Regions from separate parts of the Homo sapiens genome. Here region 2 is linked to region 1. Evidence: chromatin loops called from intact Hi-C (ENCODE). Cell type or tissue: psoas muscle. All regions are shown on one strand.

Region 1 (2,500 bases):
TATGAACTTGAAGAACTTCAGTCAGCTCAAACGGCCCCTTGGAATCACCCAGACTCAGCCTTCACTGACAGATGGAGAAACTGAAGCCAGAGAAGGGAAACACTTGCCTAAGTTCTCCCAGCCTCGTGCGCTAATCTATACAGCAGGTACTCAACAGAGCACCATCCCTGCAGTGAGGGAGCCGTCCAGAGTGACAGCCTGAGATCAGCAGGGCCTTCCACAGAGACAGCGGGAAGATGAGGTGGAGATGTGAATAAACCTGGAGGGCGCAGGGGTTGGGAGTGCCCCCTCACACATACACATACACACGACATCTGTTTCCTTAGGTGCAGGTTCACTCTCCATCTGGGTAGTAGGATCCCAAAGTGAACATTTGTTTAGATGCTTTGGGCACTCCTGGGGGCAGTGAGGGACAGCCATTGAGAATACAGTCCTCCATGACTTAACCCATTTATGCCTAAGGTTGCAATTTTTTGAATTTTTGCAATCAGACCTTGGCAATGACCTTGATCAGTATGATAAAAATAACTCCCACATGCTTAGTGTTCCAATAATGGAACACTAGGCATAAATGTTAAGAAGTGACACAGCCAGGTGCAGTAGCCTGTAATCACAGCATTTTGGGAGGCTAAGAGGGGTGGATCATTTGAGCCCAGGAGTTCAAAACCAGCCTGGGCAACATGGCGAAACCCTGCCTCTATAAAAAATACAAAAGATTAGCTGAGCATGGTGGCACATGTCTATAATCCCAGCTATTCAGGAGGCTGAGGCAGGAGGGTTGCTTGAGCCTGGGAAGTTGAGACTGCAGTGGACTGAGATCACACCATTGTGCTCCAGCCTGGGCAACACAGCAAGACCCAGTCTCAAAAAAAAAAAAAAAAAAAAAGAAGTGACAGAGACCTTCTTGGAGGCTTGACTGTATACTGTACATGAGGGTTTGCAAGACTGATAACTTTAAGGACACTGTGGCTGTGTTTCCGGATCCCCCGCTTCAGAAAAGCTTGTCATTGTATTTCTTCCTCAGGGTTGGGACTTCCTAGCCAAGGAATGGGAGTTCTAGACCACACAGCTGATGGGTAAGCTTTTTGAAACTCATATTATTTAGCTTCGTGCCCATACTTTCCAGGGTACACAGACTCATGCACATGCTTGTAAATCAACATTGCTCTGTGGGAAAACTTATACACCAATAACTGTGTGTGCACACGCTCATGCAAATATGCACAGGTGAATACAAGTTCCAGACAACTCACAAATATGTGCTTGTAGTAGCTGCAGGTGGTTCTTGGAAGTCCAGCCATAGCAACCACATTGTTTTCACTAATTGGTGGCACCACCTAGTGGTGACACTGTAAATAAATCAGTTTTGTATTCTGACCTGTCAAAAGTTACAGTATCTGATGGTTGTTTACAGATCATAATTTGGACCCGTGCATTTAAATCCTCCCTATTCCAAATTCCTATTGAAACAGACAAAGAGATAAAAATCCTATTCCACTCTAGAAATCAGTAAAAAAAATCACATTACTGGCCCATAAACTTCAAGGAATTTCAACAAGATACAGTGCAAATAGAACCAGGCTGATGAGTATATTGACTAAAGAAGGACATTCCTGGGAAATAATGGAGGATACGCCCCAGGAGAGTCTCCCTAAAGCCCCGTAATAGACAGCCAGGACTAGGAAAAAGGCTGAGATGGGGATAAGCGGGAAAAAAACTGAGCAACCTTGGGAATTGCGAGTGCCTGCTCGCAGAGAAGGTGGCCAAGGCTCAGCTCCTCTTTTGGTTTGCACAGAAAAGCAAGGACATTGGCCAGCAGGTTTCTAACCCAGGTGCTCATGCCAGTTAGAGAAGGGGGGACATTCTTCCAGCCGACCTTGAACTGCCTCAACAAACAGTGAGAAGAAGTTGCGCAGCAGAACAGCAAACTTCTCTCCTCTTCTCAGAAGCTCTTCCTGCCCTAATCATGGTCGATTGGATCTCCCAATCTAGAAAACTAAACTATAAATATTCCATGTTTCTTCTTTTCCCATTGCCTGGAACCAACACGTTTGAAAATGATCTACATATCTTTTAGAATACCCATTTCAAATCTCAATTCCAAACAAATGTAGATCTAGGTCCCTCCATAAAGTGAGCAAATATATGATAATTTCTAGACATACGAAAAAAGATGTAAGTTATTATATCTTTATCATTAGGGTTACTAGAATCTAAGAAACAAAAACAGTAAAATTCTGTAATTTATACTGTAAATAGAATTCCAAAAGTCAACCCATATATGAATATGGAAAATATGCAAAAACAGGAAATTTATTTTCCAATTAAAAACCAAATCTGGAAAGATTGCTTTGAGAACTTTCCCTATAACTCAGAAATAAATAAATAAATAAAGAGGCTAAAAGAGAGAGAAAGAAAAGAAAGATCCAGAAATCAAATATACCTATATAATAGGCATTCCAGAAATAGAGAATAGAGCCCGTGGAGAAACAATCATTAA
Region 2 (2,500 bases), 51 kb after region 1:
GGCCCGGGCTCCAGATGGGACCCCGTGGTCAGTCTTGGCACGAGGGGGCAGCAGGAAGCCCACACTGCCCGCAATGAGCATATGCCAAATGCTGTGAATGTAGAAGTAGTTGTCCCGGGTCTCCACAAAAGCATAAAGCAGGACGGCACTGCCTGCAATAAGGCTGCCAGGGCACAAGTAGAAAAGCCAGCGGCGCCACGTGGGTGGGTAGCAGTGCCGGCGGCGGACGCTGCGTACTGTCTGGGGGAGACAGAGAAGTGGGGCTCAGGAATGCCAAGCCCTGGAACCCAAGCCAGAGCTGGTCACTCTCAGGTTTCCTCTGTATCCTGGTTGTGACCTAAAGACACCTGCCAAGACTGGAGCGGACACTGCCAGCAGCAGGTGATGACGACAGAGCCAAGCCCACCTTAAACTGGGGACCAGATACCTGGGGCCCAGCACCCAAGTCCTGCTGGGACCCTCCCCCCACATCCCTCCCCACCCTTACCCAGGCTGTGGCCAAGATCCCCAGGGCGAAGAGACTGGGTCCAAGCAGGTTCCAGAGTCCATGTCGGTCAAGCTGCAGAGCCATGGACAGCAGCATAGCTCCCAGCAAATACAGCACCTAGAGAAAGAGACTCAAGGGCTGGGCTAGGGCCAGGTGACAGACAGCACTCCAGGGCCTGGGTCAGAATCATGAGAGGCACTTGGAAATGCCCCCAGGGAGAGGTCAGGAGTGGATTTCAAGGAGACTTGGCCATGGTTGTTCCCCAGGGCCCACTCTGGACTGACCTGCTTGACCACGGGCTGTAAACGAGCCATGGCAATGACAGTGACCCACACGGACATTAAGGAGCCCAGGAAATCACAGAACTGCAGCACATCGTAGTCCATGATGCAGAAAACCACGATGCCTGGCTGGTCACAGGCATGATAGAACTGAAGGAAGAAATGACAGGCATTGAGAGAACTTGAGGCAGAGGTCCAGATCTACAAAACCGGAGGGGTGGGCCCAGGGGTGGTGTGCTGCTGTCAGTGCAGCAGAGGTGAAAGGTCACAGATGAGAAGATCTGGGAAATGCCTGACTCCCCAAATCCTGAGAAGAATGTGGTAAGGAGGTCCAGTCTGCTACATAACTAATATGTATCTGGCAGCCCTGACCCTGACCCTGAGCTTCCTAATCTTCCTGCTTCTGGAAGGTGCTGTGGAGAGTGCCCTGCCAGGGGGTTCTGATACCCTCAAGCTGAGGCCAATCCTGTCCCTGTCTCCTCATGCTCACCATGGATCCCACCTATAATCCCCATCCCTGGCCCAAGCTCTAAGCTACCCAGAAACCAAATCTCCCCACTATGTCCCAGTTTCCCCTGCTAGCTCAGACTCTGAACTGGGCTTCACTCTCAGGGCTTCCACCAACTGACCCTCTTCATCCCTTCCCAACAAATGCGGGGAGTGTGTGGCAGGTAAGAAAAAAGGCAGTCCCTAAGGCCATGGAGAGAGGCATGGCACTTCACACCATGGGGAAGAACATGGAGAGGGGACAGTGTCCACCCATCCTACACTCTGGAGAACATAGTGAAGAGTGGACTATTGAGGAGGTTCAAAGGGGATGCAGGGAGCAGAAGTGGAATCGGATCAGACTCAACTGGACATCCTAATTAAGGAACCAAGCAAAGTCTGCCATTAGCTCCCTTGTCTGTAGTTCCAACCCATGTCCAGATTGTCTCTCTGGACAATGCCATGGCTTCCAGCATCCTGTGTTCCCTTATTTGTGAAAAAAGTTTTCTAGGCATAACTCTTTAGTGGCAGAGATGCCACCAAAAAATCTGGAAAACATATTCCAAAGTCAGTCTCTAGAGACAAAAGATGAAAAAGAAATCGCTAATGTTTCCTTTGACCCTACTGAAGATGTCATCCAATCATTTAAACTGCAAAAATTACAACTTCAACAGACAAATTTGGAAAGGAAGAAGCTAGGATCTTAGAAAAAGAAAACAAAATGAAGACGAAAACCTGGGATATAAATTGGCATCAGGAAACTTTGGGTTTGATTCCTTTAAATTTTAAGCTGCAAGACTCAAGCTTGCGTATCTATCTTCTTTCTTTTCCTTCACTTTGGAGGTAAAGAATTTTGCTCCTGCAAAAAGAGACTGCCTAAGGATGAACATGTTTTAAGTGGGTGTTCCAGGCTTTCGAAAGGGCTTGTTATTTTGGGGACATGGTTCCCTCTTAATATACTGTTAAATTGAAAAAGTGAGTTCTCAATGGGAAATTTTCAGACTTTTCATGTAGGTCCATATCAACATTAGAATGAATTTTTTTAGGTTGGGTGCAGTGGCTCACGCCTGTTAATCCCAGCACTTTGGGAGGATGAGGTGGGCAGATCACTTGAGCCCAGGAGTTAAAGACCAGCCTGGGCGACATGGTGAAACCCCCATCTCTACAAAACACACAAAAATTAGCTGGGCACGGTAGCGTGTGCCTATAGTCCCAGCTACTTGGTGGGGAACAGGGAATTGGCGGG

What was found. Hi-C counts contacts between places; a loop is a spot of excess contacts. Peaks named below come from ENCODE experiments on the same cell type or tissue, not always from the same donor. Only the 100,000 strongest peaks of a DNase experiment are listed, where the experiment ranks them.
Region 2: a loop joins it to region 1, with 4 times the contacts of the local background. A loop is called at or near these places in 5 of 110 quality-filtered maps.

Annotation. Positions count from the first base shown.
Region 1 is chr9:35,902,014-35,904,513 of GRCh38, reverse strand. It overlaps LOC124902149 (a long non-coding RNA gene), which reads left to right. Exons shown (of 3, transcript XR_007061471.1): 1 at 1-146; 2 at 1,025-1,076. Among named protein-coding and RNA genes, the nearest start is that of HRCT1, 2.9 kb to the left of the region's middle. In psoas muscle, a CTCF peak has its summit at 1,330 (motif pointing left); no DNase peak of the experiment used is centred here; H3K27ac peaks cover 59 bases.
Region 2 is chr9:35,851,245-35,853,744 of GRCh38, reverse strand. It overlaps TMEM8B (transmembrane protein 8B), which reads right to left. Exons shown (of 13, transcript NM_001042590.4): 11 at 772-918; 12 at 488-604; 13 at 1-240. Among named protein-coding and RNA genes, the nearest start is that of OR13J1, 18 kb to the left of the region's middle. In psoas muscle, no CTCF peak of the experiment used is centred here; no DNase peak of the experiment used is centred here.